Linked DNA regions of Homo sapiens: region 1 is linked to region 2. The links are chromatin loops, found by intact Hi-C in ENCODE. Cell type or tissue: PC-9. All regions are shown on one strand. Each heading gives the region's core, and the rest is flanking DNA. Links, peaks and the distances in the headings are about the cores only.

Region 1 (15,623 bases), core at 5,047-13,046, 91 kb after region 2:
CTGCTCCCACGGCCAGGCTATTAGCGTCGCTGGGGTTGTTACTGTGGGCATTGCTAGTGTTGCTCCAGTCAATTCTCCTCCCACCCCAGGTGGTTCTTCCGGGAAACTCCCAAATCTGGGTTCTTCCATTAATGGAGAGGAGCTTCAGTTTCAAACTCCAACAGCCTGAATTAGAATCCTGACTTCACCAAGTGAGCAACTGACAGCTGGCTGAGGTGGCTCACGCCTGTAATCCCAGCACTTTGGGAGGCCGAGGCGGGCAGATCACTTGAGGTCAGGAATTCGATACCAGCCCGGCCAACATGGCAAAGCCCTGTCTCTACTAAAAATACAAAAATTAGTCGGATATGGTGGCACATGCCTATAGTCCCAGCTACTCAGTAGGCTGATGCACGAGAATCGCTTGAACCTGGGAGGCGGAGGCTGCAGTGAGCAGAGCTCATGCCACTGCACTCCAGCCTGGGCAACAGAGCCAGACACTGTCTCAAAAAAAATAAGAAAAAAGAAAAAAAAAGGGAGCAAGTGACCCTCTCTGGGCATCCACTTCCGTGTCTGTAAAAAGGGACAGTACTGAGACCTACCTCATAAGGTTCTCATGAGAACTGTGTGAAGTAATTTAGGTGAATGCCTGAGTAGTGCTCAGCGTGTAGGAGGAATGCAAGATGAACTCAGTATTTAGTATTATTTTGAGACAGGGTCTCACTTTGTCGCCCAGGCTGGAGTGTGGTAGTACAAACACAGCTCACTGCAGCCTCCACCTCCTGGGCTCAAGCAATCCTCCTGTCTCAGCCTCCCCAGTAGCTGGGACTACAGGCACATGCCAACATGCCTAGCTAATTGTTGTATTTCGTGTAGAGATGGAGTTTCACCATGTTGCCCAGGCTGGTTTCAAACTCCTGGGCTCAAACTCCCACCTCAGTCTCCGAAAGTGCTAGGATTACAGGCGGGAACCACCGTGCCTGGACTGAATTCCATATTATTGTGTTGTTGTTGCTGCTGCTGAGATATGCCAGCCCATCAGACTGCAGATCCCATTCTCTTTCCATTCTCTGTGGCAGTCTCCATGGATGCTGTCTGTCCTTCTCTCTCTCTCCTTCTGAAGTCCACTTGACCAAATGACTTCAAGACCCGCAGAACAGAGTAACAGCCTGTCCTTAGCCATGAGCACAGGGATGCTGGCTGGCCACATGGGCCGACGCAGTGCTGTTACTCCAGTGGCCAACTGAGACCTTCCCCGAAAGGAACCAGACCCTCCAGGAAGCAAAGGCAGCCCTGTCCACCCGCCCTTATGGTACCAAAAAAAGCCCTTATATATAAAACCAAGAAAGCAATTTGGCTGTTGGCTGCATCCTAAATGCTGAAACCTGGCTTCTGACGGCCGAGGCTGTTCCCTGCCGGAGAGGCACATACAGACCCCCTGACCTCAGACAGCTGTGTCCCGTCTCCCCACACTAGCTGCCTGGTCACTTTAAACCCTGGGATGCCACCAAAAGGGGCCGAAGCAAATGGCGCTATAAACCAATGGCGTAATGACCCACCCTGGCCAGAGACCACTGCACTGTGGGATGCGCCTCCTTGGAGGCCAGCTTCCCTCCTCCTTGTGGGGAGGTCTGCAGTCATCTGACAGTCAGTGTCTCCATGGAGCTTTCTCTGTGCTAGGCTGGAAGCTGGGGTTACACGTCAAACAAACCAGACAGATCCCTTTTGTCAAAGGGTTTACAGTTTCGTGAGGCTAAGACAATGAGACGGCTGCACAAGCTCAACCCAGGTTCTTACTGGTGACCCAAGGGAAAGAAATAGGGTGATGGGGTAGGACATAACGAGATGAGGGTAAGGCTTCCAGGAGGAGGTGACATTCAGGCTGAGCCCTGAATGACGAGACCATGCCAGGCAGGGGAACAGCAAAGGCAAAGGCCCTGGCGTGGGAAGCAGTGGCCAGGTGCAAGACGGCTGCTAGGGGCACCAAGCAAGAGAACAGGAGGAAATGAGGCTGGCCAGGGAGCAGGGCCGGTCAGCTAGCCTGAGTGCCCTGGGCCAGGGGTGTGGACTCAGTGGGGAGGCCTCCAAGGGCTGCAGCTGTCTCTGGAGGGCCGATACTTGGCCTGGTTCCCCTGGAGGCACGATGTTGAAAGGAGGCCTTGTCTGTCTCCCAGACTTGGCCCGAGCCAACGCTGATCTTCTTCTCAGTGGGAGAAAGGTGATCTTGTCCAGTGGTCACAGGTTTGGAATTTCAAATTGCTTTGTTGGGCTTTGGGTGAGGAGAAAGGGGTAAGATTTACAATTCAGTCCAGAGTGGGCATTTTTTGTTTCTGTCTGTTTTCCTGACAACTTTTGCTGTCAGAAGGATAAGCAAAGAGTCAGGGGGACCTCAGCGTCAGTTCTTGCACCAGAACACATGCTCCCTGAGGTCAGCGATTGTGTCTGCTTTGGTCATAACCAAATCATCAGGGACGGAACACTGAATGAATGAATGAATGAATGAATGAATGAATGAGTAAATGAGGTAAATGAGTGAGTGAATGAATAGTAGAATTCTGGGGGGCGCTGTGGCCATACTGGCATTGTTTAAAGAAAACTTACATAGTATTTCCTAGATTGCTGAAGCAATCAACGTGCATTGATTCAACAACTTTTCCGAGACAGGGAGCCCCAAGTGCTCGTTTCCATTGTAACGTGTGTCCGCATTTCAGAAACCAAAGAGGGTGACTCCTGCAAAAAGGGATGGTGCTGGGCCAGGCGCGCTGGCTCACGCCTGTAATCCCAGCACTTTGGGAGGCCAAGGAGGGCGGATCACGAGGTCAGGAGATCGAGACAATCTTGGCTAACAAGGTGAAACCCCGTCTCTACTAAAAATACAAAAAATTAGCCAGGCGCAGTGGCGGGCGCCTGTAGTCCCAGCTACTTGGGAGGCTGAGGCAGGAGAATGGCGTGAACCTGGGAGGCAGAGGTTGCAGTGAGCCGAGATCGCGCCACTGCACTCCAGCCTGGGTGACAGAGCAAGACTCCGTCTCAAAAAAAAGGGATGGTACTGGGTTGCACAGTGTCACCCAAATTTCATATCCACCTGGGACCTCAGATGTGACCATATTTGGAAAAAGGGTCTTTTCAAATGTCATGAGTTCGGATGGGTCATACTGGATTTGAGTGCACCCTAAATCCAGTGACTGGTGTCCCTGTGAGAAGCCCAAGTGAAGACACAGAGAGTCACACAGGGAGAGGAAGACCATGCACAGACAGAGGCAGAGATCTGCCTGCCGATCTCTGTGACGCGTCCACATGCCACACATCGCCAGAGGAGCCAGCAGCCACCAGGCCAGGAGAGAAATGCTGGAGATTCTCCCTGGAGCCCCTAGAGGGGCCAGCCCCACTGGCATCGTGATTCTGGACTTCTGGCCTCTTGGACTGCGACAGAATGAGCTGCTGTTGTTTTAAGTCCCCCCAAAGACAGAGACCAGGTATTTTTGGCTCACCTTTGCATTTCCCTCACCATTGCCCAAGTCAACGTGGTCTGAATGTGCCACTGAGGGCAGAGAGTGTTGAAATGGGCACAAAGCACCCTAGTCATCGGAAAGACCAATCTCCAAACCTTCTGCATGTGTTTCCTGGGCTGCTGTGACAAATTCCCAGAAACCGATGGCTTCAAGCAGCATTGATCCTCCCACAGTTCTAGGGGACGAAAGTTCAAAATCAGTTATTGCAGGACCAAAATTAAAGTGTCAGCAGGGCCAGGCTCCCTCCAGAGGCCCCACTGGGGTCCCACCTGCCTCTGCAGCTCCTGATGGCTGCCTGTGTGCCCATGTCCCTTGGCTCACAGCTGTATCACTCCAGTCTCTGCCTCCTCTGGGTCTCTGCCTCTAGTCTCTGCCTTCTCCCCCTGCCTGGTCTCTGCTTCCAGTCTCTGCCTCCCCCTACCCCGGTCTCTACCTCTCCCTCTCCATCCTGGTCTCTGTCTCTGCCTCCCTCTGCCTGCTCTCTGCCTCTACCCCGTCTCTGCTTCTGTCTTCCCATGGCCTTCTCCTCTGTGTGTGTTTAATCTCTCTGCACATGTTGAATCTCCCTCTGCCTCCCTCTCATTTTACAGATAAGGAAACTGAGGCTTGGAGGTCATAGCTTATCTGTAAAATGGTGTGATAACACCAACCTCCAAGGGTTGCTGAGGAGTTGACATGGAGCCGCTCCAGCTCCAAAGCCCCCAGCACAGCGCCTCCCTGTAGTGAGTGCACCACAGGGGCTGGGGTTGTTATTGTTGTGTTTCTGAGATGCATTTTTTTCATATTTTAATCTTTCAGGCAGGAGGCTGCAACCTACAATCACTGTGTAAATTTAACATGGCCAAACATCTGTTCTGCTCCCTCCTCTCCTCCCAAAAGTTGTTTTTAAATAGAGCATGTGACGCTGTGAAGAGCAGATACTTTCCTGTTCCACGCTTTTGTTGGGAGAGGACATGAGTGAAAACGCGATGACTGGGAGGGGCTTGTCTAAGAGGAAGCCCCGGCTTTCTCTGCAGTGGGGTCTGTCCTCTTCTGGGTGCTCGTCAGTCACTTAGATGAAGTCACAGAACCCATGCTGGTCAGATTTGCAAGTGTCTCCAAGGGTAAGGGGCACCTACCAAGTGCCAAGACCCGAATTTGCTGCTCCTCACTGACCACTGGCAAGAGCTTCTCAGCCTGTGGCCTTCACCCTCAGCCCCCTTAGGTCAGCTGCAAAATCCAAGGGTGACACTGATCAGAATGGCTACATTAATAAGAGCGGCAAACCGAGTGCTGGGGAGGATGTGGAACACCAGGAAGTCTCCGTCCACTGCGGGTGGCAATGAATGGGCGTCGGTACGACCACCTTGGAAGACTGATCAGGAATATCTATTATAGCTAAATACAAGCCCACCCTCTGCCAGCGTTCCCACTCCTGACAAAGGACCCCAGAGAAAGGAGAATAAGTGTGCAAGGAGCAAGCCAAGAGACAATGGTAAGAGTGTCCACAGCGGCCCCACCTGCAAGAGCCAACAGCTGGGAACAACCCATGCCCATGACAAGAGAAGGGACAAATCACGGTGTCTGCACACAAAGGAAAGCTGCAGAGCCATGAAAAAGAACAAAGCAGCATGCCTTTGTGCTTAGGGTGAACCTAGCACGCCTAACCGTGAGTGAAGAAGTCAGACCCAAAAGAATACATACCGCAGGATTCTGTTTACAGAACATCAAGCCTAGGTGCCTTGATTCATGCCTATAATCCCGGCACTTTGGAAGGACATGGTGGGAGCTTGAACCCAGGAGTTCAAGACCAGCCTGGGCAACATAGCAAGACCTCGTCTCTACAAAAAATTAAAAAATTAGTTGGGCGTGGTGGCACGCACCTGTAGTCCCAGCTACTTGAGAGGCTGGGGTGGGAGGATCACTTGAGCCCAGGGGAGATGGAGGCTGAAGTAAGCCATGATCACACCATTGCACTCCAGCCTGGGTGACAAAGTGAGACCCTGTCTCTAAAAATACAAAAATAAAAATAAAACAATAGAAAGTCAAGCATGAACTAAAGAAATCTACCGTCAAAGAAGTCAGAATCGTGGTTATCTCTTCTGCAGGGACGCAGGCGGGCAGTAACTAGAAATGAGGGGGGCAGTAACTAGAAATGAGGTGGGCAGTAACTGGAAACAAGGTGGGCGGTAACCGGAAACTTTCTGGAGTGACGGGAATGCTCTCAATCTTGATCCGGGAGGTGGTGATCCAGGTATATTCAACGTGAAAAGTCATCAAACAATCGACTTTGGATTTGTGTGCTTTGCTCTCAATATATGCGCCGTCAACAACAAAAAAGCACTACTCTGCCCAAGCATTCAACCTACATCAACGCACTTACCCCTGACCATAACCGGATGAAGAGGGAGCTGTTATCCCCATTTCGCAGAGGAGAAATCCTGAAATCTCCACGGCTCCCTGGAGGGTGGCAGGCTGGGTCCTGTGGGCCAGATTCCCACTGTGAGCTGCAGAGATAGAGGCCACACCTGCAGGTGGGCTTCCCTGGGTCCAGCCAGAACCTGTCCTTGCCCTGCTCAGCTCCGGAAAGACCCCATCTTGTGGTACTGGAGGATGCTGCCATACCATGGACCCCCAGTGAGAACAGAGCCAGCTTCAAGGGATGTAACGTGTAGCCACATGGGGCTCTGCCCTCAGAAGGGGCTCTGAGTTCTGCTGTCACCAACCTGAAGTTCTTGCTAATTTTTGAACATGGAGCCTGGCATTTTTAGTTTGCAATGGGCTCCACAAATGATGTAGGAGAGCTTGAATAGAACACCGTGATGTTTAGCATGGCCCTTAGTTACTGAAGGGCCGTTCTATGGAGAGAGAAGCATGTTTATGCTGCTAGGAAAACAAATTATGGAAGTTATAAAGCAGGCAGACCTCAGCCTGATGTATGGAAGGACTTCCTGCCAGTGACAATGGTTCTAAATGAGCTGCCTCCAAAGAAAGAGTGTTACTCTGTGCCAAGCGTTCAGCCTGCATCAACGCACTTACCCTTCACCATAACCGGATGAAGAAGGAGCTATTATCCCCATTTCGCAGAGGAGAAAAACTGAGACTCTGCAGATTTTATTAGCTTGCCCTGCGTCACTCATCTGGTTAGCAGTGATGCTGGGACTTGAAACCAAGTCTGACTTACTTGGAGTTGGCATCCACCACCAGAGTCCTCAGAGATTCAAGCTGCATGCTGCACATCTGGGGCCAGCGGAGAGGCTTGCAGCCTCGGAGCCGCTGGGCTTCAGAGCTCAAGGCGGTGATTTCGGGATTTCAAACACAGACAGGAGGCAAAGCAAAGAAAGCCAGGGCAGTCACTGTGTGCCAGCCACAGAGCCCCCCCCCCACCCCCCCCCCGCGGGCTGCTGGCATGGGGAGACCAGGGAACAAAGCTGCTCAGGGCATTCAGGAGCTGGTGGGACACATGAGTAAAGCTGACATCTGTGACACTAGGGAGGGGTGGGGACCGAGGCAATTCATGTTTAAAAAGTGTTTAAATACCATGCAGGCAAAACCAAAACCCCTCCTGCAGGCTGCACTCAGGTCACCATTAGTGGTAGCTGGTTTAGACTGACAGCCCCATGAGGGCAGGGAGGGTGTGTCATGCCCAGCACTGCCCCGCACTGCCCCCCACCAGCCCAGCACAGGGCCTGGCAAGCAGGTAGCCTGTTTACAGGACACGTGGCCCCAGTGGCTGTCTGTCTCACTGCCCCTCTTCCTGCCCAATGCCACCCCATAGGGCTGGGCCATGCCATAGGGGGCAGGACCCCAGCTCACCTGGCTCTGCCTCACCCACCTGATTCCTATCCCCTCCTCTCCCACTTCCCACTAGCACAGGCCTAACTTAGAACGTTCTTGGAAAAAAAAGGCTGAGTACTAGACAAGTATTGGGATAGCGCAGGGGTTAAGAACAAGGGCCCCAGGAGTAGACAGACCTGGATTTGAATCAAGCCCCACCACCTCCTAGCCACGCGACCTTAGAAAAGTTACCTCGCCTCTCTCTGCCTTGGTTTCCACATCAGCAAAATAGGAATAATAATGGTGACTAATCTGGTTTTTTTTTGTGAATATTGTTATATAAGACTTGTAATTTTGTTAATGTTAAATTGCATGTAATACACGTGAAATGCCCAGAACACCACTTTACACGTAATAGGCATTCCATCAGTGCTATCTGTTCTTCTTTGCTGTTGTTGCTGTTGGAGACAGGGTCTTGTTCTGTTGCCCGGGCTGGAGTGCAGTGGCACAATCATAGCTCACTGCAGCGTCAAACTCCTGGGCTCAAGCCATCCTCCTGCCTCAGCCTCCCAATTAACTGGGACTACTGGCATGCACCAAGACACCTGGCTAATATATTTCTGTCTTTCTTTTTCTTTTCTTTTTTTCTTTTTTTCTTTTTTTTTTTTAAGAGATGAGGTCCCACTACCATTGCCCAGGGGTCTCAAACTCCTGGGCTCAAGCAATAATCCTGCCTCAGACTCCCAAAGTGCTAAGATTACAGGTGTGAGCCACCGCGCACCTGGCCTGCTATTGTTCTTTATTGCATGAACAATTGCCATTTATCAAACACCTCCTATGTGTTAAGCTCTGTGCTGAGAACTAGTCTTTGCAATAATTATTCAAAAAGTACCTATTGAATATAAACTGGGGCAGACCTTCCTCAAAGCACATGGGTACCTCCCCGTGGAGCTCACACCCTTTTAGAGGAGATACAATAAAAGCCAGGATGGGGCAGAGCAGTGGGGAAGAAGGGGAGGTAATGTTGAACCACCTGCCCATGGTTACAGAGGCAGCAGGCCTGGGACTCCCGACGCTTCCCTCCTGCCTTATACCTGATCTAAGAAGGCCCTGCTGGGCACACAGTAGATGCTCAGCAAATGTTCTGTTGAAGGGCTGGAGCCTCACAAAACCCTACTGATGCAAACAGGCTCAGCGAGGCTGAGTGACTTGCCCAAGATCCTAAGAGGTGGTGGAGGAATCGCCTTTCACAAAAAAGAACAAGCGCTTCGGAGCCGCCGCCGCTGCAGCCCCGGCGGACCCAAAGCCTTTAAACACCGAGGCCCCGCGCCCCGCCCCGCAGCCACCACGTGGATTTAAAACCCACGCAGCCGCCGGGCTCCGGCCCCTCTCCCACCATTGGCCGAGGCCACCAGCACTTGTATCCAATAGATCGTGCTTCTCCCGGAATCCAAACTTGGGATTGGCCGGTTAGCTGTGTCATTTCGGGCTGCCCATGACGTCAGCCTGTCTGGCACCCCCGCCTCTTCGGTGTCTTGGCCGCTGTTAAAGGAGCCGCAGGAGGTAGGACTTGAGAGGTGCTTCAGAGGCACTATTAAGTAAAAATTTTTAAAAATTTTTCTAAATGAATGCTCATGGTAGAAAATAGAGCAAACAATATGAGAAATATATTGCATTTAATCCATTGCACAAAGCTGACCACTGTTAATATTTTGGCAAATATCATTTTAATCCTTTTTCTAATAATATTTTTGTAAAAAGTTGAGATCGGTTCTGCAGCCTATTTTTAAATTTAGTTTATATGGGACTTTATATCATCAGATAATTTTTGAAAACAAGGTTTTGAACAGTTTTATGATCACTGCCTTTTATTTACGCATCTTCTATTTGTTTTTAATTTCATTGCACTTTTGCTTTTACGAATGAAGATAGGATCAACGTTCTTCTCCTTAAAACTGTTCACTTCTCTGATTATTTCCTTAAGATATGTGGTAGACTTACCGGTTGCAGATACACATACTTTAAGGGACTAGTCCACATTGCAAATTGTTTTGCGTTCATTCATTCAGCAAATATTTATTGGGCGTGACCACATGCCAGTCACTGCTAGGGGCTGTGGACACGGAGAATAAGACAGATGTAGCCTGTGCTGCCTTCAAAGATGCAATGCCAGTTTCATTGCCTTTGAAGCCAGCTCTTGGACACCGATTCCCAAGCCCCAAACTGACGACAGATTCACCCGTCCGGAGGGCTCCATGTGCAGATGGGACAGGACCCTGTCTCCAACCCTGGCATGGAGATGTAGGTGAAGGGCACAGAGTGTTTTCCTGGGACTGTTGGGCACCGTCGTGCCCTGTTCCTCTGGGTTCCCACAGTGCCTTCCTGGCGTTCTAGATGGCCTTGCAGACGTCTCAGCATTTGTCCCTAGACCAGACACTGGGGAGACACAGGACACAGTCTAGCTGGGGAGAGACACTGAATGAAGCCACTCACAAATTCACACACACAAAATTATAATTTATAATTTGAGATAAGTTATCCAAAGGGAAGAAGAGGGATTTAGTAGGGTCTGTTTGTATTTTGTCCGGGACGGGGAGCCCCTGGGATGCACAATGCGCAGTGTTAATCAGTCTTCCCTCCTATCCATGGGGGTACGTTCTGAGACTCCCAGTGGATGCCTGAAACCTCACACAGCACCGAACCCTATATACTCTATTTTTTCATACACATGGATACTACAATAAGGTTTAATTTATAAATTAGGCCTAGTAACAGATTGACAACAACAGTTAACAATAAAATAGAACAATTATAACAATATAGTGTAATAAAAATTGTGTGGATGTGGTCCCTCCCCCTCTCTCTCTCTCACTCTCAAAATATCTTACTGTACTGTACCCACTATTTTTGGACCTCGGCTGACCATGGGTAACTGAAACCTTGGAAAGGGAAGCCATGCATGGGGTGGGTGGCGGGGGACTACTGTAATTAGCTTTTTCAAGAGCTTGCTCCAAGCCAGGCCCTGTGCTGAGTGCCCTGCATGAGTTACCCATGTAATCTTCCACTGGCCCTATGAGTGGATGGATACCTGTCAGATCTCCACTTTTAAGATGAAGAAACTAAGGTCCGGAGTAGTTCATTCACTTTCTTCAGCAAGGTCACACAGAAGTGGTAACATGTACTTGCCTGACCCCACGGTTTTCAGCATGCAGAATTCAGGTTTGGGGGAAATGGGCAGATGAGTGGGTAAGCCCATCAGAGGGGATACCGTGGAGGCAGAGCTGGCCTGCGCTAGTCACTGTGCAGCCCCACGGCTTGTTGCAGCACCTGGCACGAGGTGTGGAATTGTCTCTGTGCCAGGTGTGGTGCCTGGCATTAGCACTGCACAGAGCCTGGCAGACACGGTCATGTCCGAGTCCTCTGTGATCAGCATGGCCTTTGCTGTCACACCCAGACCACTCTACCTGCTTCCCCTCAAACCCAGCAGCAGAACACCAAGGGCCAGCCTCCCCTAAATCGCTCTGGTGTCATTGAGAAGCACAGTTTTATATTATTAATTACTCCTAATAACAGTACAATGTGTCATTCATGACAAGAGAGACGCAGAACACTTTTGGTTGGGTATTTCTGGTCCGTGAAATCAGCTTGAGTGACTCATAGTTCTTTCTGAAAGTGTTTCAGACATGAGTTAAACATCTGGAATCTTCCATTCCCCTCTCAAGCTCAACCTGTGGTAGAAAAGTCTGTGTATTAAGCTATTTAAGGTAACCAAAGACCCTGCAGGGCCTGGGCTGCTGTCAGGCACTGAATGGATCCTAGCTCAGCTCTGCCTTTCACTGGCACCTTGAATCTTCTCCAAGTCATGGCCCTCTCTGGGCCTCAGTTTACCCATCTGTCAGAAGACAAAATTGGCTCTAATGTTCCCTTCTGTCCTCTCCTTCTGCCCACCCTTGTCTCCCTGCCTGGCTTCCAAAGCCCTCTCTTCTCGGGAAGAATTCAGTTCCCTGCTGGAATTGAAAAATTGGACAGAAGAGAATGGGATGGCACCCCGGGATGGAGGTGGGGGTGTCATCTGTGGCCAATTTAGCCGAGCATCTTTGGATTGCTGTTGGAGAACTCAACCATCTGACATTTGTCCAGCAGCAAAGCTCCTGTATATTTGTACAGCAGCGAAGCTCCTGTATCAGCGCCTAAACACACACAACACAACCAAGAAAATGCGAGAACACATGCAGATGCACGCACAACACACACATACCCTCATAGCACAAATACTCACATGCGTACCCCAAACATATGTACAATACAACGTGCACCCTCAAACCCTCAACACAGACGACACACACCACACACACACAAATACCCCACAGCGTGAATATGCACATGTACGTCCTGCATATACATGCAACGCACACCCACAAGCTCACAGTGGAGACCACACATGCACAACACGTCTTTCTGGCTGAGACTTCTGGTTCTGGTTGATACCATGCAAACGCTCCTTGCTCTTCTTGGTAGGTGCTAGCCCAGGTGACTGGCTTCTGGATACTCAGCTGCAAGAGGATACTTGGAGGTGGAGAGGGTGAGTGAGCGGGAAGACTTGTTAGCCAGTCATGAAGGCAGCCAAAAATGGGATTTGGATGTGTTTGTGGGTAGGTGTCCCTCCTGCATTTAGTCCACAGAGGTTTGCCAAGCACCCACTGCAGGCCAGACCCCAAGCAAGGCATGCCAGACTGGCCTGCCCCCTGGAGCAGTGGAGGGGATGGTGAACTCACAGACACCGAGTCCAGGGGCCGCTGGGCCCTGTGCTGAGGCCTCCCCACACTGCCTCTCCCTCACTGTGAAATCCCGCTCCTCCCTGTTTAGTGGCAGAGGGGACGCAGGTTCAGTGAGCTGAAGCAGCCTGCCAAGGCTGCCCACGCCAGACCCAGAGCAGGTGCTGGAGTGGCCTCTCACCAACCCAGCCGCTCCAGCCTCACTCCGCTGCAGAGTCAGCTGCCCCTCATGGTCGGAGATGAGGTTTTATGAACAGACACCACCAGCGGTGAGGCAAATGGTGGATCCCCGGGGGCCTCCGTGGAGCTGAGGGGGACGGCGCCAACCGAGTCCAGTGGGACGGCCAGGGGGACGGCGCCAACCAAGTCCAGTGGGACGGCCAGGGGGACGGTGCCAACCGAGTCCAGTGGGACGGCCAGGGGCACAGTGCCAACCGAGTCCAGTGGGACGGCCAGGGAGGACCCAGTCAAAGGCAGTGAGGAGGGAGACAGGGTGCAGAAGGCATCATTTGCTGAGGCCAGCCCATGGGCTTTAGGGCCCAAGTACCTGATTCACATCCCAGCTCCACCTCATCCTTGGGTCCCTGAGCCTCAGTGTCCCCATCTGTCAAATGGGAATAATATCAGCTTGGACCTCAGAGGGTTGTCGTGGGGATCCAGTGAGCTCATTTCTGGCTCTCCGTAGGATCCCAATGCATATTTGTGGAATGACTAAGTGGAAGAATGTGAAGTGGTTAGAACAGGGCCTGGCATGGCACATGGGCAGTGCCCAATAAACATTGGCTCTTACTAGTGTTTAAAAGTAAAACAAGACAAAAAAAATGAAATCCAAAGTTGCTAACCTGTGAAAGTTGACAGCCCCAATTAACCCCAACCTGAGGAAGAAAATGACCCTGCTGGACGGTGTTTCCAAAGGTGCTAAGTTGGGAGGGGAGGTCATTAATCTGCCTAAGGTTTCCCAAGACTAATTCTGCAGAGGCAGCTCCGTCCAGGCAGGCCGGGGGTGGCAGGCAGACAGGGGCACGGCTGGCCCTGAGGAGGGCCTCTGCCTTGTCCCCTCAACCGGCTCCCCAAGCAGGACTTTTGTTGGCTCAGTCAGGCACTTTCCACAGTGGCCAGCCACCCTCGGCCAGCGGGCACAGTCAGAACACTGCCAGCCACCCTCAGCTGTGGCCAAAACCCACACTGACTTCCATGGGGTCCCAACTGGCTGCCAGTGTGGGCCTGGCATCTGAGCAGGACTGGTTACAGATTTGCAGGCCCCCGTGTTCAGAAACTGTTAACTATTAGGAATTTCACGATGTCAACAGTAGAAAAAATTAAACTAAAAAATAAATAAATAAAATAATACAATAAACCCCCGACCCTTCAGAGCATGGGGCCCTGGAGAGTGCAGGGGGGTCACACTCCCACGAAGCTGGCTCTGCACACAAGTCCAGCAGAGCACAGATGCGCGGCGCTGCTGGGAGCAAAGCCCCTTAACCTGCTGAAACAGGACGTTTCCTCTGGAAAATCCCCCCGGCCGCGGATTCAACCCATGGGCAGGGCGGATGGTGGCACACGCTGTCTGGAGTCCCAGAAAGGCCTGTCTCTGCAGTCACCCATTTCACAATCCATTTGCTTCACACACCCATTTCACAACCCCATGGCCACAGCCAGGCTGAGAAATGTGTCCCAAACTCCAAACCTGCTGGGACCATGAGAGTCTCCCAGTTCCTGATGCCCCCACTGGCCTGGCATCCCCTCTCTACTGTCCCCTACATGCCCAGCCCACATCTCCCCAGAGAGGAGGCCCAACCCTTTGGGCTCAAGTCGCCTCCAAACCCTCTCCTTTTATATTCTTCCCAGGTCTCGTCCCTCTCTGAAATTATCACCTGGACTCATCTTTTTACACATGTGATGTCAGCCTCACCTGTGAGCCTCAGTATGGCTGGGGCTGCACCTGTGGGTGGTTGGTAACTGCAGGTGGAATGAGATGCCACCTCCTCAGGGAGGGCTTCCTTGATCTCACCCCAACTCTGGCCTTTGGCCTGTTATCACCATGTCTGAAATGACCTCCTGACCTCATTGAGCTATGAGTTTGCATGTGTGTGTGTGTCTTTAGTCCCTTTGTCCCCCACAATGTCACACGAGGTCAGGGAGTTGGTTTTCTTCCCAGCCCTGTGCCCCATACCCAGCACAGAGCTTCACACTGAATAGGAGCAGAATGTTTGTTCAATGAGTGAACAAAACCTTTTTTTTTTTGCCTCTGACTTGTGGCATTCTTCCCAGGGACTCAGGCCTGCCCAATCGCGGTGCCCCCTCCCCACTCCCACTCCCAGCAGTGAGCCCTCCCTCCTCAGCCCATTAACACCTTGGCTCTGCCCATTTCTCCTGGGTAGAATCAGGGAGTTGTGACCTTCTCTGCCTGTGCCTGACAGTGGGCTCTGCCCTTCATGCCCAAAATGCCAGCATCACAGTCCCTGGCACATCTAGGGTTATCAGATTTCGCAAAGAAAAATACAAGCTATCCAGTTAAATTGAGATATACTTACACTAATCATTATTCATAGTTTATCTGAAATTCAAACTGAACTGGGTGTCCTGTATTTAATTCTCGCAGTCCTGGGCACACACGAAGCCTCCTATGAGTGCTGGCAGTCCAGCCTATGCTCCTTCCAAAGCAATTCTCCTTTCCTACTGCCCCGTCAGGGGCCCTGTCTGTGCTGGAATCATCATTGTCCTCAACTGCAAAATGGAAAATAAAATGATAGTGGTTCCTCCCTCCCGGGGTTGCCAAGATGATTAAATAACATAACAACTAAGATGTATCCGGCCCCTTCTCCTCTACTTGCAAGGCATCGATCCCTTCATTCCTCGCAATCACACCACGTGAAGGTGCCATGAAGCCACCCCATTTTGCAGAAGAGGAAACTGAGGTTGGAGAGGTGAAAGCACTCAGCCGAGGTCACACAGCTATGTCCCACTCATCTTTGGGTGACCCTCAGGTTCGGACCCTGAGGTCTGAACACTGCATTAAGCTCTCCAGACAGAATCAACTTCGGAACTAGCGCCAGAGACCACTAAGTCAATCCCAGGTGACACCATCAGCACTCAATAAATGGTAGCCACTGCCGGTGTCGCAGATGGATCAATGGGAGGTCAAGCGTTGTGGGTAGGTTTGGTTTCTTTAAGCCACTGAATTAACTGGTTATTTTTGCCTGCTGGCAGTGCAGCCTCCATTGTGTAAATGCCATCTCACTTCCAAGACAATCAACGTGTGACTTCTCCCAGCCAGACTAGCCAGGTCTCCCGAGACTTCCCGGAGGGCAGGGGCTGTGTCTGGAGTGGCTGAATTCCCCGGCTCAGGGTTGCAGCTCAGCCAGTTTGTTGATTGAATGAATGAAGAAATGGCTGAAAGCAGGGGTGGTAATGATGACCTCCTTCACCCTAGGAAGTGAATGGGACCCAGGTCATCTCCAGGCCCAGCCAGTATTTGCAGTGGCACCCCAAGGGATGCTGGGGGACCCCTTAGCTTTTCTCTTAAGTTGCAGCGGCCAAACTGCAGCAATATCTTCCCTGATAAAAGACACGCTGGTGGTATTGCCCCTTCCTCAAGGCA
Region 2 (15,623 bases), core at 4,007-12,006:
TGAACTTTTTGAAGTCCACTCATATTACTAGTTAGGGAACAAGTGGGGAGTTGCCATTTACCGCCAGTGGGAGTATATATTAGTATAGTCATTTTAGAGGATAATTTTTTAGTATCAAATTTTTAATATGCAAGCCAGCACCCAGCATTTCTGAGGAATGTGCACTAAAGAGCACAGGTTAGAACATCTATTTTAGGATTCCTCATAGCAGCAAAAACTGACAACACCTCCATAGAGGACTGGCAAAATAAACTATCAAGTGTCCAAATCATGACATCATTTGCATCCTTTAAAAGGATGAAGCCAAGGTACACATCCTGACATGGAAAATTCTCTAAGATACTTCTTAGGGAAAGAAAAAGAGTTGCAGAATGGTCTTTATAACATAATACATTACATATTTTCTACCTATGTATGCAAACGCATACAAAGAGGCCTCAAAAGGAACACACAAACTGATCCCAGTGTGTGGAGGTCACCATCTGGTTTCTGAATATTTCTGACCAACTGCACTTCTGGAGCACCTTGAAGTTCAGTGGGAACATGTCACTATTTCTGGCCAACGAGTTATGAGCAAAAGTATCACAGGGCCACTGCTGGGCATTTAATTGCTGATGTGCAATTCCTCAGAGTTCTTTTTGCTGTGGCATAACAATCAACCATCTCCAAGTTGGCAGCTCCCTGCCAACCTTGTGCCAATGAGCAGAGCCCCTTCCCAACCCAGATGTACATGTAGCTCTGAAGCCTGGAGATCTGGGTTGTATGTTGTTGTTGTGATTACAGAATAACCTAGCCTTCCTTGACAGATGCCCTATGTCACCCCCCCAAGGAAAAGTTTGGGGATTTGGTACAATGAACAAAGGGCACTTGCCTGTAATATTTTACTCTTTACAAATTGAACATGGTCATGCACTACTTTTGCAATTAATGGTACAATTTATACATATGAATTGTGTATAGTTAAAATTAATCATTTCAAAGAATGATAAAACTAGCAAAGAAAAGTAGTAATAGTCAGCATCCAAGAGTCTTGGCTTTTGGAGCAAGAAGTGGACTGTGAAAGTCAATTTTGTGTCAATTTGGCTGGGCCGCAGTGCCCAGATATTTGGTCTAACATTATTCTGGGTGTTTCTGTGAGGGTGTTTTGGATAAGATTAACATTTAAATGAGTGGACTTTGAGTAAAACAGATTGCCCTCCATAGTGTGTCTGGGCCTCATCCAATCAGTTGAAAGCCTGAATAAAACAAAAAGATGGGCTTCCGACAAGCAAGAGAGAATTCTCCCGCAGACTACCTTCGAACTTCATAAAGAACATCAGCTTTTCCTGGTTCTTTGGCAAACCATTTTTGGATTTGAACTGGAGCATCAGCTGTGCTGGGTCTCCAGCCTGCTAGCTCACCCTGCAGGTTTTGGACTTGCCAGCCTCCACAATCACATGGGCCAATTCCTTCGAGGGAGTTTTGAGTCACATCAGCCTGGGTTCAAGTCCCAGTTCTACCCCTTCCTAGTATAGAGCCCTGAACACGAGGCATAGACCCCTGGAGCCTCAATTTCCTCGTCTCCAAACCTGGGATAATAACAATCACCCCTTTCCCTCACTCCCCAACCTACTCAAACATAGGGGGCTGTTTGAGAAGTTACTGAGCTCAACAATATGAAAGTCCTTCATGAGTCTAACACAGGGAGTGGCAGCACATACTGTTATCATCTTGACCACAATGCCCCCAGTCCTTCCTATGACACTCACGAGACCCCCAGCTGATTCTCTTGTCACCACTTTGGGTGCAGCAAGGGATTCTGGCTGTTAAGAAGAAATCTTTAATGTGTCTGGGCAGTCAGATATGCAATGATAAGAAACAGCGCTCAAAGCAAGTCACTTCACCCTCCCAGCTGCCTCCTTTTTGGCTGCTGCCTTTTCCCTACAGTTTCCTGCATCATTCCATCTCTCGCCTTTCCCAGTGGGGGATGCAGGTTGACTTCTCAAGAAGTCAACTTTACCTCCCGCTCTTGTTAGGAGCATGTGGCCTCAGGTAAGCCAATCACTAAAGTCCATCTCTTTGGCAGAAGCAATTGGATCCCAGGTGGCCATGTGACCCAGTGCAGTCCAATCAAAGCGAAGGTCGGGACTCGGGCTGAGAATTCTGGGACAGAGACCCATTCTCTTTCCTGGGAGCCATCTTGGAGCCTCAGAGTGAAACCAACAATGCAGAAGACAGAGCGAAGAGATGGGAATTTGGGGACATTGACTGGCTGTGGGACCAAGCCTGGTCTGGAGTCTTTATGGGCTTTTGAGGTACTTGAGGCGTTAAATTCCCTGCTTACCTAAGCAGGTGGTGTCAGGTTATCCATAGGTTATGAGTGAACCCCTGGAACTGATTTAAGTGGAAACAGTTGTCTTTCCCAGGAGGGCACGGGAGGAGGGCATGTGCTGAGGAGGTGCGGGAGCAGGCGGGTGCCTGGGACACTGTGCGTGTTCAACCACTACTGCTTCTCTTCATGTGCACCAAGGCGCTTTGTGGCTACAGCGAGGAAGCCGGGTAAACACAGCCTGGAGCACAAAGCATGCCCTGGGGACTGGGCCTGCCCCACCCTTGGTCCTGTTTTCCTGTGATGACTGTCACCTGCGTGACCTCTGGCAGTTTTCAGAACCAGGAGGAGAACTCTGCCTTTCCAGTTGGGTGGCGCTGTCCTGGTTGGGTTGCTTGCCTTCAGAACCACTCTCTGTGGCCAGAGGATGGTGCTTTCATTGGCTGGGCCTGGTCATGTGAGCGGGGAAAGAGGCTTGACCTCACTGACAGCTCATGATTGAGGTGGGTGCGGGTTGGTGCCCCACTGGGGCTTACGGAAGGGGGAGTGTTTGATGGGAGTAGAGAGGACACAACAGAGGCCTCCTGTAAACGGCTGTGTAATGAGATGATCTTGTTCAGATGGTTAGTGCTGTACAGGAGTTACATGTAGCACAGGGCTCCTCAACCCACCACCATCTGGGGCTGGAGAATTCTATGTTGAGGGGTGCCTTGTGCACTGGAGCATGACTAGCAGCATCTCTGGTCCCCACCTGCCAGATGTCAGTAGCACCACCCCCAAGTTGTGAGAACCAGAAGTTCTCTAGACATTGCCAAATGCACACTAGAGAAAAAAAAATTCAGCCCTGGTTGAGAATTACAGACACAGCATCTTCAGGAAATGTTCAAGCTGACTGTTCATCCATCACTTGGTGGCCAGAGCTTGTGCACTGAGCTGCTTCCCCCACAGATACTGAAATTTTCACTTATTCATTCACCCAGTGAGTCTGTGTTGAGTACCCCGACAAACTTTCCATAAGCCAGGCACTGGGTTATGTTCAGGAGTGGGACTGAGCCGCTGCCTCAGTTTACTCATGTAAAATGAGGGGAAGTGACTGGAGTTTCTGGGCCTGTGTGAATCTGGCTTCTCCAGAGAAATGGAACCAATGGGATTAGACACATCCTCCCACAACCCTCAGAGGGGCGCAGAGGCTGGCCCAGGGCAGACAGCAGGGAAACCACATGCAGGAGCCCCAGTTCCCTGGGGCCTGCTTCCCCAGCTTTTCTCGAAAGTGGGCCCCCTGCAGCTCTCCTCCCTGACTTCCCCTGGCCACTCATGGCCCTCTGCCCCACAGACTCCCCTGCTAAAATTGAAGAACAGACATCAAATTTATGGCAAAGCTTGGGTGGAAGAATAACAGAATAACTATTGGGTACTATTGGGTACCTGGGTGACAAAATAATCTGTACAACAAACCCCATGACATGAATTTACCCTCCATGCAGCAGCAATGTAGCCCCTGCTTCAAATCTCCAGCACATAATATTAAAAAATCAAAAAATAACAGATGCTGGTGAGGTTGTGGAGAAAAGGGAACACTTATACACTGCTGATGGGAGTGTAAATCAGTTCAACCCTTGTGGAAAGCAGTGTAACGATTCCTCAAAGAGCTAAAAATAGAACTACCATTAGGCCCAGCGATCCCATTACACCCAGAGGAATACAAGTCATTCTGCCATAAAGACACATACACGCAAATGTTCATCGTAGCACTGTTCACAATAGCAGACATGGAATCAACCTAAATGCCTATCAGTGACAGACTGGATAAAGAAAATGTGGTACAAATACACCATGGAATACTATAAAGCCATAAAAAAGAATGAGATCATGTCTTTTGTGGGAACATGGGAGGAGCTGGAGGCCATTATCCTCAGCAAACCAGTGCAGGAACAGAAAACCAAATACCGCTTGTTCTCACTCATAGGTGGGAGCTAAATGATGGAACACATGGACACATAGAGGGGAACAACACATACTGGGACCCACTTGAGGGTGGAGGGTAGGAGGAGGGAGAGGAGCAGAAAAAATAACTATTGGGTACTGGGCTTAGTACCTGGGTGACAAAATAATCTGCACAGCAAACCCCCGTGACATGAGTTTACCTTATAACAAACATGTACCTAAAATAGGTACCACTGAACCTAAAATAAAAGTTAAAAAAATAGGCCAGGCACAGTGGCTCATGCCTGTAATCCCAGCACTTTGGGAGGCCGAGGCAGGTGGATCACCTGAGATCAGGAGTTCGAGACCAGCCTGGCCAACGTGATGAAACTCCGTCTCTACTAGAAATACAAAGAAATAGCTGGGCATGGTGACAGACGCCTATAATCCCAGCTACTCAGGAGGCTGAGGCAGGAGAATCGCTTGAACCTGGGAGGCAGAGGTTGAAGTGAGCCGAGATCAGGCCACTGCACTCCAGCCTGGGCAACAAGAATGAAACTCCACCTCAAAAACAATAAATAAAATAAAATAAAATAAAATAAAATAAAATAAAATAAAATAAAATAAAATAAAATAAAATAAATCTCCAGCACACTCTCTCTTTGCTCCTACAATGAGGCTCAAACTCCTCTGTGGTCCACATGGCCTGGGAGGTCTGGGGACTGTGGAGCCCTGCTTCATCTCCCATCATTAGCCCCTTCCTCTGCCTCCAGCCTCGGCTGCCTCCCCTCCTTCCTGTTCCTCATAAGCACCATGAGATCAAGAGCCATGGCTCATTCTTGATGGCACCCCAGGGCCAAGTACTCAGTAGGGGCTCACTAAATGTCTGTTGACTGAAATGAAGGAACAGGTTTCTCAGGAAGCTTCAAGGGGCCGAGGGAGTTAGCACTTCCTTGTCAGATCTGGCCTGACATGAACATAGAAACTTTTCGTAATTATTCCTTCTTTAGCAGTGGCAGAGAATGCTGGCTGCCTTCCCTTAGCGGGCTCCTTGTTCCTGAGTGAGAGAATCCCCAGCTGACTGCGTTTCCCAGCCGCCCTGCAGCTAGGGCACAGTGAGAGGAACACGCTGTTTGGAACTGCTGGGGGGAGGGGCTCCTTAAGCGGTGGACAGACAGCTGCGGGTGCCTCTTTTTGCCTTGCCCCCTGTCTTTCACTGGGTTCTTCCAGAAGCTGACTGTAAGTCAAGAATTCAAGTGCAAATGGAATTTTTCCAAGGTAGAGGGAGGTGAGCAAAGGGAGAAACCAGCGAAGAGCATAGCAATGAGTAGGCTATGGCAACCGGAGCAACTGGAGGCCAATCCTGTGGCCATCTTAGGAGAAATGTGTAGAACGAGCCTCTCAGAGTTATCCCACCCCAGAGGCAAGGAAGCTGAGGCACTTAATCCACCAACTCCCTGTCATCATTGACGGCTTCTCCTGTCCCTCCTACCAGCTCACCCTGCAGGGGCCAAGGGTCAGCGTTCTGCCAGGGCTTGAGGTGGGACACTCCCGGCGTACACAGGACCGGTGAGTCAGAGGCAGCTGGTGCAGCCCCAGCCCTCCCTCCTCCTGCGTGGAATGCAGAGGTGTCGGATGGAATTCCAGCAGTCATATTAGAGCACGATGCAGTCTGGAGGATGGAAGCCCCATGCTCAGATGGATGAGCCAACAAGCAGAAACACCTAGGACCTTGCCGACAGCACGGAGCTGCCACCACAGCTATGGACAGCCTACCTGCGGTCCAGGAGAATCCATGCCGAGATTAATCCACAGCTACTCCTGGTGTTTATTACCAGCAGCCGAATGCTCCCAACCGATGCATCATGCGATGGCCATGCTGCTCGTGCCCATTACGGCTCAGCTGCTGCTGCTGCCGGCAGTGATGGTAGGGAGCGCAGGACAGTGCCTGACACGCACAGCTGCTTTTGCATTTACGCACTGTATGTGCCTTCACTTATTTAGTCTATGTCATAACAATCCTACGAGGCAGATACTGTTATTATTCCATTTCGCAGGTAAGGAAACTGAGGCACAGAAATGTTAAGCCACTTGCTTAAGGTGGCGCAGTTTGTGACAGCTGTCTGGCTGTGGCTGGTTGGCCCACACCTCCCCACTACAAGACACCACCTTCTACCTCAGGCTAAGCACCTTCCTGACATCTTTGAGAAAGTCATTCCGTTCCCCACCCACTCTTCAGACTTTCTACAATGACAACTTTGAGATTTCATTTTGTGTGTGAAATAAGCCCATCAGGCTTGACAAAGAAAAGAATATGATGTCTCAATAAGCCTGTCTCAGGACAAAGTGCCTCTGTGCAACTTAAAGAAGCTTTTCATTAGAAGATGGGACAGAGGATGGGAAGAAATTCCTCGGAACCTGAGAGAAGGCTCTGGATTCCATACAGCCTGACAGCTGAGGGGCCCGGAGACTGTCCTGCGTGTGACAAGAGCTGTTCTACAAGAGCTAAGCCAGGGCAGGCCCTTCTGGGATACGATGCAAAGCTCATGCCATGGTGGTGACAGTTCAGTGAGGGCTGGCATGCACTTCCCACACATGGTAGATGCTCCATGAAAGGCACAGTGGGGACGGGAGGGGCGGGCAGGGAGACAGCGCCAAGTAGGGAACCTGTCATCTTTGGAGCCAGAGAAGGCTGAGTGCAGTTCCCTCTTCACCTTGTGCCCCAGGGTGGATTGTGCAACCTCCCAGTGCTCCCATCTCGTCATCGGTGAGACGGGGCTGCTGGCAGCTACAACTGTCAGTGGGTAAGGGACGTAGTGAGACAAATGCGGGCCGTGAGATTGCCCTCTGGTGCTCCATCCTGAAATCAAAGCACAGACACCCATGCAGAGATGTGCAGAGGCTCCTCCCACCGGGGACAGATCTGGGTTCTGCCACTTAGCAGTTGCGCCACTGGAGCCTGTGACTCCAGCTCTCTGAGTCTTGGTTCCCTCATCTGTAAAAAGATCAGATCATAATAGAGCCTCCCTCATCAGGGTCTTTATCCACTCATTCAATACATCTTTATCAAGCATCTACTATGCGCAGGGCCCTGTGCCAGGCCTGGGAGATACAGCAGCGAACAGCGTTAATGAGACTTCACCCTCACAGTCCAGGGCAAAAGTACGGTTGTGATAAGTGCTACAAACATAAGGGACTGTGGTAGGAGGGCTTGACCTTGTCACATGCAAAGGTCCTGTGGTTGAAATGATTAAACAAGATAAAACATGTAAACCTTTCAGACTTAATGGCTGGTATATATTGCATGGGAGTGCTGTTAGTATTTTCTTGAGCCAGTGCTTGGAGCATTCACATCAGCTGACAAACTCGCCCTGTGATTCTGCACTCCAAAAGCCACCTTCTGCCTATGAATAGAAATGGACTGGTCACTCATCCCCAGGATAGATTAAACAAATCCAGCGGCCTTCTGGTTGGATGTATGAGCTTGGTTAAGGCGTGACATGGGCCAAGCTAAGCAAGCTGGCACCATCAGGTTTCTCAGCCTGCAAGCATTGGTCCCTGACTTATACTGAATTCACCCAGCAGTCAACCCCACCCTGGTGGCAGTCACTCAGGTTGGGGGTGGGGGCAGCCAGCAGCATTTTGCAAGAGGACATTTTCTCCCCGATTGGAGTAATTCCAAGGATTAGAAATGAGGTGCTTAGGACACGGAACAGTCCTTTTTGTCACTTCCTCAGACCCCAGAAAAGTCTCTTTTCCTGGCCTCAGGCAAGCTGGGTGCTCCAGGAAACTCACAGCCCTGTGCTCTCCAGACATCAGCCAAGGGGACTGAAACATCCACAGAGCAAATGTCAACTTTGCATTCCATGTCCCAGCATGAGACAGGAGCCCAGCCAGGCCCCACTGCAGACAGAGACTGCATTCGCATGTCACCCCTGCAACCTCATTTCCAAATTCAAACAAGCTAATGTCTCCCATAATGGGCCTCCATTCCTGAGAACAGATATTTTGTCATTGCCTTGTTAGAGGAGGAGTCTGAAAAGGCTGGTGAGCGACATAACAAAGCATGAAGGCGGTCCTGGAAAGGTTGTTGCCAGGTGTGAGCCCATAGCAGTGGGTCTGGGGGGACCAGGACAGACGCCGGTCCACCTGTCCGCATCCCTGGTTCCAGCCTGAGGCCCATCCTAGGGTTGACCCCATGTTTACAAGGCCCACTCCAGACACTCAGTGTAGCTGCGCTAGGGCCAGTGGGAAGATGGCCAATGGCTGTTCCTATTCCAGAAACTGACCCCACTGCCAGGGCCACTCAAATGTCAGAAGGCACCGCTGGTCCTCCTGGAACTTTACTAGTGGGGACATTGAGGCTGAGAGAGGGAAAGGATGCAGCTAGAGCCGCAAAGCAACCAGAGCACAGCTGAGAAAAGCAAACCCTCACCTCCTCTCAGCCCCAGCCAGCCCAGGCCTGCCTGGCTGGTCCCTGCAACACCTCACTCTGACAGCTTGCCTTGTGGGAGTTGGCTCAGCTACTTCTGGACCTTTCCTGACCCTTCAGGCAGGCGTCACTTACCCCATGTTGCTGCCTGCACCCTTGTCTGTCTCCTCACAGCATAAACCCCATGGTGGTATGGGGCGTTGTGTATACACCGTGTCTCCCTAGTAGGGCAGGCACCCACCCACACATGCACACTCACACATGTTCACACACATACACACATGCTTACACAATGCACAACAGTGTGGATGAAAGGAGCTCTCAGTTACTCTCAATGGCACAGGTCTGGAATGACTGTTCCAGAAGGAGTGGGCTGGCTGCTGAGCAGAGAATCCTCTTCTCCTAGCTGTGTTCTGATGTGCCTGCGACCGTGGCCACACTCATTCCCCCATCTGGGTCCATTTCTCCTTTCGTCTTGGAGTTGGCCCACATGCCAGTCTTCTGTGCATGCATTCATCACTCAGCATCGCAGAGTGGTCAGGAGCCCAGACATCAGGGATAGGCGGACTGCACTGAGTCCTGAGCCAGCTCCTGTCAGCAGTGTGACCCTGGCTGCTGAATCACTTACCCTCCCCAAGCCTCTGTCCTGCTCAATTATAAATGAGATAATAACTTCTGCATGGGTTCATATAATGCATAAATGCTTAAAGAGAACACCAACATGGCACTTAGCACCGGGCAAGCATTTGGTTTGTTGTTTTCTTAGTTTGGGGTTCCCCACATGCAGAGCCTGAGACAAGGATTTTGGTGCAGGCGGTTTTCAGGAGGTGATCCAGGCAGTGTGGGAGTGGGAAAGTGAGGCTCTAGGGAGGGCAAATCAACACAAGCTGTGCTCATGAGGGGTCAGCCTATGGTCAGGGACCTGCTTAGAAAGTGCATGGGACATGCCTCAGCATGGACCCAGCAAGGGCCAAGGGATCTTCACCCAACTCCGGGCTGCCATTGGCTGAGGGCTCCTCCCGGGGAGAGGAGTGGGGAGGCTTTAACACCCCAACAGTTGTGCTCTCCGCTTCTACATGTGGGTCCAGAATATTCCTCCTGTGCCAGGAGAAACCCTGAGGTGGGAGATGAAGGAAGCCATTGGCACCCTGCAGGTTGGGTGCAGTGGGGACAGGATGGGCCCCTGCCAGTATCTGCTATAGCTGCTGCTATTGTCCTTGCCATTATCATCATGTCACTAGATGACAGGCACACAGACGAGGGGAGGGACCACAGCAGAGGGGAGGGAAGGAGAGAAAGATGTCCACACACACCAGGGATACTCTGTGAGTCCTTGCCAGTGAAGGAGGGGTAGCGACAGACTGATAGCACCAGGAGGCCTTGCGGTGGCTTGGCTGCTGGGGCTGACTCCCCTGGAGGCTGGGCAGAGGATCCGGAAGAATCAATCAAGTTGGAGAAATGGAGAGGAGGACTGACAGGTCATTCCAGGACTCCTGTGGCAAAGGGGCAGTGAAGGCAGTGACGGTGGGGCTGGTGGGCTCAGGGCAGGCGCCCAGGGCTGGGCCACGCATCATCATATTGGGGGATGCAGCTGGGAGGCTGACTGGAGTTGGCTCTTGGGAGCCAAGGCAGAGCCCAAGCTTTAGGTATTTGAGGCCAGAGAGGAACAAGTTTTAGAAAGATGGCTCTGGGCTCCCAGGCAACCTGTAGCATGGAGCAGTGTTTGCAGTGGCATCTGGACATGAAATGATGACCTGATACTGATGCTGCTCCACAAAGCCACTGGGACACGTTCCACCAGCAGGTTTTGGCCAGCTCCCTGGAGGGACTTTTCCAAACAATTTTCCAGAGGTTGACGTATGTTGCTGTTGCCACCCAGCATCCACCACACCTTGCCCTGGCAAAGGGACCCTGGATATCCCTTGGGGACTGCCCTTCCCTCATTCCTAGGTGGGACAGGTGACCCTGCCTGACCATGTCCTCCTGGTTCAAGCCAAGTGAATCCTAGGACTTGTACTGGAGCCAACAGGTAGAGAGTTGTTCCTTCTGACTTGGAAGATAGAGGTTTGGGGCTGTTGGCAGCCACATTGCCACCAGTGGATCCTCGGAATGAAGACAACGTGGAGAAGAACAGGACCAAGTAACAGAGTGAGAAAGCCAATGTTGGATCCACCCCTGCCTGAAGCCAGAACTACTCCCTGATGGTTTGGGATCACATGATCTAATAAATTTCCTTTTTGCTTAAGCCGGTATGAGTCAGGTGTTCTGTTTCTAACAGCAAAAAGGAATGTTTGAGATTTTCTGCAAAGCTTTAGGAATCGGTGTTGAGTTTGTCAGTTCTTATTGGAAAAGACCTTGGTCATTTGCCAACATGAAGGTTATCCGTAAGTAAAATCCTCACAAAATAAACTTGCTTATTCTATGAACATGCATCCAGCCATCCCTGTGTACGAACCCAACTCTATCCAGAATCCCCTGCATTCCACAACGAGCCACTGTATCTGTTCATTCATTAACAAATATTTTATCAAACTCCGACTAGTCCAGGCTTTGTGGATGTAACAGAGAAAAAAGTAGCCAGAGTTTTGCCCTTGTACAAAAGGAGACAGACAATGAACAAAAGCATAATAAATAAAGAAACTACTATTTGTAAAGGCCATGAGCACTATGGAAAGAAAAAGCAAGATGGACAAGATACTGAGGATGGGGTGTGGATGGGAACAAGTAGCACTGCAAGATAGCATGGCCAGGGAAGAATTCATTGAGAAGGTGACATTTGATGGAAGACGAAGGAGGGATGGTGTGAGCTGTGCCAGTATATGGGGGAAGAGCATTCCAGGCAGAGGGAATAGCCAGTGCAAAGTCCCTGAGGCCACAGTGTGCCTGGCATGTTCGAGGCACTGCCAGGAACCCTGCAGTGCTGGATACAATGACAGGGGGTGGGGTAGGAGGAGGAAAAGTGGGGAGGGGGCAGGTTTAGGGGCGTGTGAAATGGGAACATGGCAGGATTTGGAACAGAGGAGTGATCTGCTGTAACCTGTTACTTGGAGCACAGTTGGGTGAGGACAGAGCGGGAAGACCAGGGAAGAGAGGCGGGAGAGGCGGTGGCCTGGCCCTGGGTGGTGGCTGTGGAAGTGGGCAGGAGTGGTGTAACCCACACAGGTTTTAAAAGTTGACTTTCTGCCCCTGTGGAGAGGGACTTTGGGTGGGGCACATCTTGGGGAACCTGCACTTCCCAGCAGGGTTTCAGTCCCCTCTAGACATCAGTCTCCAAGGTCCACCCTGTCAGACTCTGCCCTTGGAATGGAAGCGCAGATGATCTAGCCACAGGGGGCTCCCCTGGAAGGAGGAAAGGTGCTTCCCAGGAGGGAATGAGGCTCCCCGCATGGGAATCCCTGAAGGCTTGCAGGAAAGGAGGGACATGGATGTGCTCTTGTCCTGAGAAACACCCTCCATGGCCGTCCCTGAAGTGGCAAACGTTCCCCCCGCCCACATGCTGCTGCCGCACCAGCGGTCCATCTGTTAGCAAGACGTCTGAATGTCCAGACAGGCTTTAGGGGTCAGAGACTGGAGTCCCGAGGCAGTTCTCAAAGTGGGCATGTGGCTGTTTCTGCAGAGAACAATGAAGCCAAACGACAGAAAGCTGACCCTCTCTGCATAGTTCATCAAATAGGAATATGCTTAATTCTTTTCTTTTTTATCAGCTGACAGCTTCCAACAGATAAAGCTTACTTTATTTAAGCTTTCGCAGGCCCAGCAAGATAAATATCCCTGAATTCCAGTCTTCACAAGGGAAAAAAGTAAAATGGGATGAAGTCAGAATCTTGAGTAGTTTTCTCGAAACCAGAGCAAAGATGGGCCCCTATGATTGGGTGTAAATTAAATGGTGACTGGTGGCGAACGTGGAGGGAGTTGGGTCATAGGGATTAGGGGGCCTGAACTGGGAAAAGATGGGCTGGTCCCAGCTGAGGGCATAAATGAAGCTGCTGGCGGAGACTGTTCTGAGAAGAAACCTGCCCAGCTTCTGTCCCAGAGGACCCCAGAAGTCGGTGGGGGTCGGGGGGAACTGAGCTGCAGGAGTGGACTGTGTGGGGTTTAATCCTGGCCCTGCAGCATGTGGGCTGCTTTCCTGTGCCTCGATGTCCTTAAATGGAATTCAAGATCATGAGCAAAAGTCTTCGAGTGAGTCTCTGTGGCAGAGAAGGCCCCAGTGGCTCAGCAGAAAGAGGCCTGGTGGTGAGCTCGTGCCTAAAAGCACCCCTGGGCCCCACTGCGCCCTGGGAGGGCCTTCTGAGCTCTGAATGGAGCACCACACTGGCACTGGCTGGACGCTTGCAGAGAGGTCACTCTGCAGAGGTGGAGATGAGGCGCTGCCTGCCGGGGTTGGGGACTCTGAGCTGTAGGACAGATACTGACTCTGATCTCAGCCAACGAGGAGTTTATTGACAGGAAACCTGGCTACTCACAGAACTGCCCAGGGGGCAGGAGACTTGGGCTCGAAAAGGGAGTGAGACAAGCATGATCCGACCGTGGGGGGACCTAATGTGACTACCAGTGCTGGGCAGGGTCCTTTGCTCACACCCTGGGCCATCAGGGCTGGGCTCAGGACCCCTTAGCTCAGGCACAAAGCCTGAGACACCCCCACAGCTTATCCCCTAGGCTCTCAGTGCTGGGCTGGGCCCCGCCAGCTCATGTCCTGCCTCTAGCTCAGGTCCCAGGACCCCTAGCTGACACCCAGGAAGGCAAGCACTGGACCAGGGCCTCTAGGGCTTGACACTGAGCCCCTTGGCGCTTCCTAGCCACCTCCATAGTGGATTTTGAGATCCTGGCTGTTCCTGATCCCAGGTCTGGGCCGGAGCCCCCAGGGTGGTGTCTGATGGGTGCGCAGAGCGAGGTGTGCGGCCGCTGCAGAACCAGCCAGCACCGGCATCCACCTGGCACTTCCTAACGGAGTTCTGCATGGAATTAATTGCAACAAAAACTGTATGGCTTTTCAAAATAGTATATGGGAGGGAGGTGGCTGTGGTTATAGGACAGCTCAGAGCTCCTTGTGGTGTTGGAACTGTCCAGCATCTTAACTGTGGCAGTGGAGACACAAACCTACACAGGCAATAAAAGAACATTAATCCACATACACAGATGAGAGCAAGGACCACTGGGGATGTCAGAGGGATGGTGATGGATTTTGTCACTGTCAGCAGCTTGGCTGTGTTACTGTACCATGGCTGTACAGAATGTTACCACTGGGGGAAACGGGTAAATGTACGAAGGATCTCTCTGCATTATTTTTTACAATGGCATTTGAATTTACAGTTACCGCAATAAAAAATAGAAATATTTAAAAGACAATATGAAGACTTCTGAATGCTCTTTATATGTTCATTAATTTATTCTAAAAATGCAATCAAAAAAACTTATTTTATTCAAACTACATACATTAAGCACTGTTCTGTGCCAGGTACTGCTCTGGGGACCAAGACAACCAGCCAGTGCTGATCTCTCTCTCTCTCTCTTTCTCTGTCTCTCTCCTCTCATTACTTAAATCTTGTAGAAGAAACAAACTACAGTTAGGTAATCACCTGATTACAGAGGATGCTGTCACATGATGATAAATGCTTTAAAAACATAAAACACAGGGATACTTTGAAGGCTGACAAATGACATGAGGTCCAGTTCACAAATAGAACCCAACCCATGGGGATCTGGGGCTGGAGAGTTCCAAAAGAGGAAACTGCAGGGTACAGTCTGGGCGGGGAGTAAGCTCAGCCCTTCTGAGGGTCAGAAACACTCCAGTGGGAATGACACTGGTCCACAAGGGGCAGGAGGGAAGAGGTGGTGGGGGGTTTGGTGGGGGCAGAGGTGGCAGGGCCTGCATAGCATAGTGGGAACCAGGGGCTTTATCCTGAGGCCCAGGAGAAGTCCCCAAAGCATCTTAGGCAGGGGTGTGACATGACGAGTTGTTTTTAAAAGATCATTCTGGGTGGGGCGCGGTGGCTCATGCCTGTAATCCCAGCACTTTGGGAGGCCAAGGTGGGCAGATCGCTTGAGCCCAGGAGTTCAAGACCAGCTTGGGCAACATGACAAAACACCATCTTTTCAAAAAATACAAAAATTAGCTGGGTGTGGTGGTGTGTAACTGGAGTCCTAGCTACTCAGCTGTGGAAGCTAAGGTGGGAGGATCAACTGAGCCCAGCCTGGGTGACAGAGTGAGATCCTGTCTCAAAAAAAAAAACAAAAAATCATTCTGGCTCCAGGTCACTTCCAGTTCAGAGCTGTGACTCCAACTGGTACCTGAAAAGCACCTGCTGTGCGCCCAGCCCAGGGCCAGGTGTCACCGGACTCAGCAGAGGCCCAGCCCGTGCCCCGTCTGACACCTGGCTGGTGATAATGGACATTGATCATGGTCAATGCCAGCAAGTGGAGTGAGAGCTGAGGGTGCAGAGGTCCCTGGGAGAGGGTCTGCACTCTAGGCCACCTGGGTGGCTCCAGAAAGGGGTGCAGATGGGCCAGGCATGGCGGCTCACACCTGTAATCCCAGCACTTTGAGAGGCTGAGGTGGGTAGATCACCTGAGGTCAGGAGTTCGAGATCAGCCTGCCCAACATGGCGAAACCCCATCTCTACTATAAATACAAAAAATTAGCCAGGTGTGGTGGCACATGCCTGTAATCCCAGCTACTAAGGAGGCTGAGGCAGGAGAATTTCTTGAACCTGGGAGGCAGAGGTTGCAGTGAGACAAGATCGTGACACTGCACTCCAGCCTGGGCGACAAGAGTGAAACTCATCTCAAAAAAAAAAAAGGGCTGCAGATGGTCTCCACCAACACCCAGGTCCTGCCCGCCCCCTGCTTTGTAAACAGTCCCACCTCCCAAGGGACAGGCACAATGATGGCATCTAGATTTGCAACCCCCATGGGAGTGAGTCACCCCCAGGCTGAGCTGTGACAACAGGGTCAGGCAGA

What was found. Hi-C counts contacts between places; a loop is a spot of excess contacts. Peaks named below come from ENCODE experiments on the same cell type or tissue, not always from the same donor. Only the 100,000 strongest peaks of a DNase experiment are listed, where the experiment ranks them.
Region 1: a loop joins it to region 2, with 5 times the contacts of the local background. A loop is called at or near these places in 6 of 110 quality-filtered maps.

What each region holds. Positions count from the first base shown.
Region 1 is chr20:57,711,689-57,727,311 of GRCh38, reverse strand. LOC105372692 (a long non-coding RNA gene) reads right to left here and starts at 8,638. Exons shown (of 6, transcript XR_007067675.1): 1 at 6,655-8,638; 2 at 5,854-5,977; 3 at 4,610-4,700; 4 at 3,587-3,666; 5 at 2,581-2,709; 6 at 1-2,248. It overlaps NKILA (NF-kappaB interacting lncRNA), which reads right to left. Exons shown (of 1, transcript NR_131157.1): 1 at 14,532-15,623. RefSeq lists enhancers at 1,513-2,013, 2,014-2,514, 11,724-12,252, 14,632-15,243. In PC-9, for the core only: no CTCF peak of the experiment used is centred there; DNase peaks (open chromatin) are centred at 8,711, 9,311 and 12,731; H3K4me3 peaks cover 1,993 bases; H3K27ac peaks cover 2,300 bases.
Region 2 is chr20:57,801,192-57,816,814 of GRCh38, reverse strand. No RefSeq gene overlaps it. Among named protein-coding and RNA genes, the nearest start is that of NKILA, 99 kb to the right of the region's middle. In PC-9, for the core only: a CTCF peak has its summit at 7,107 (motif pointing left); DNase peaks (open chromatin) are centred at 5,174, 5,794 and 6,974; H3K27ac peaks cover 1,095 bases.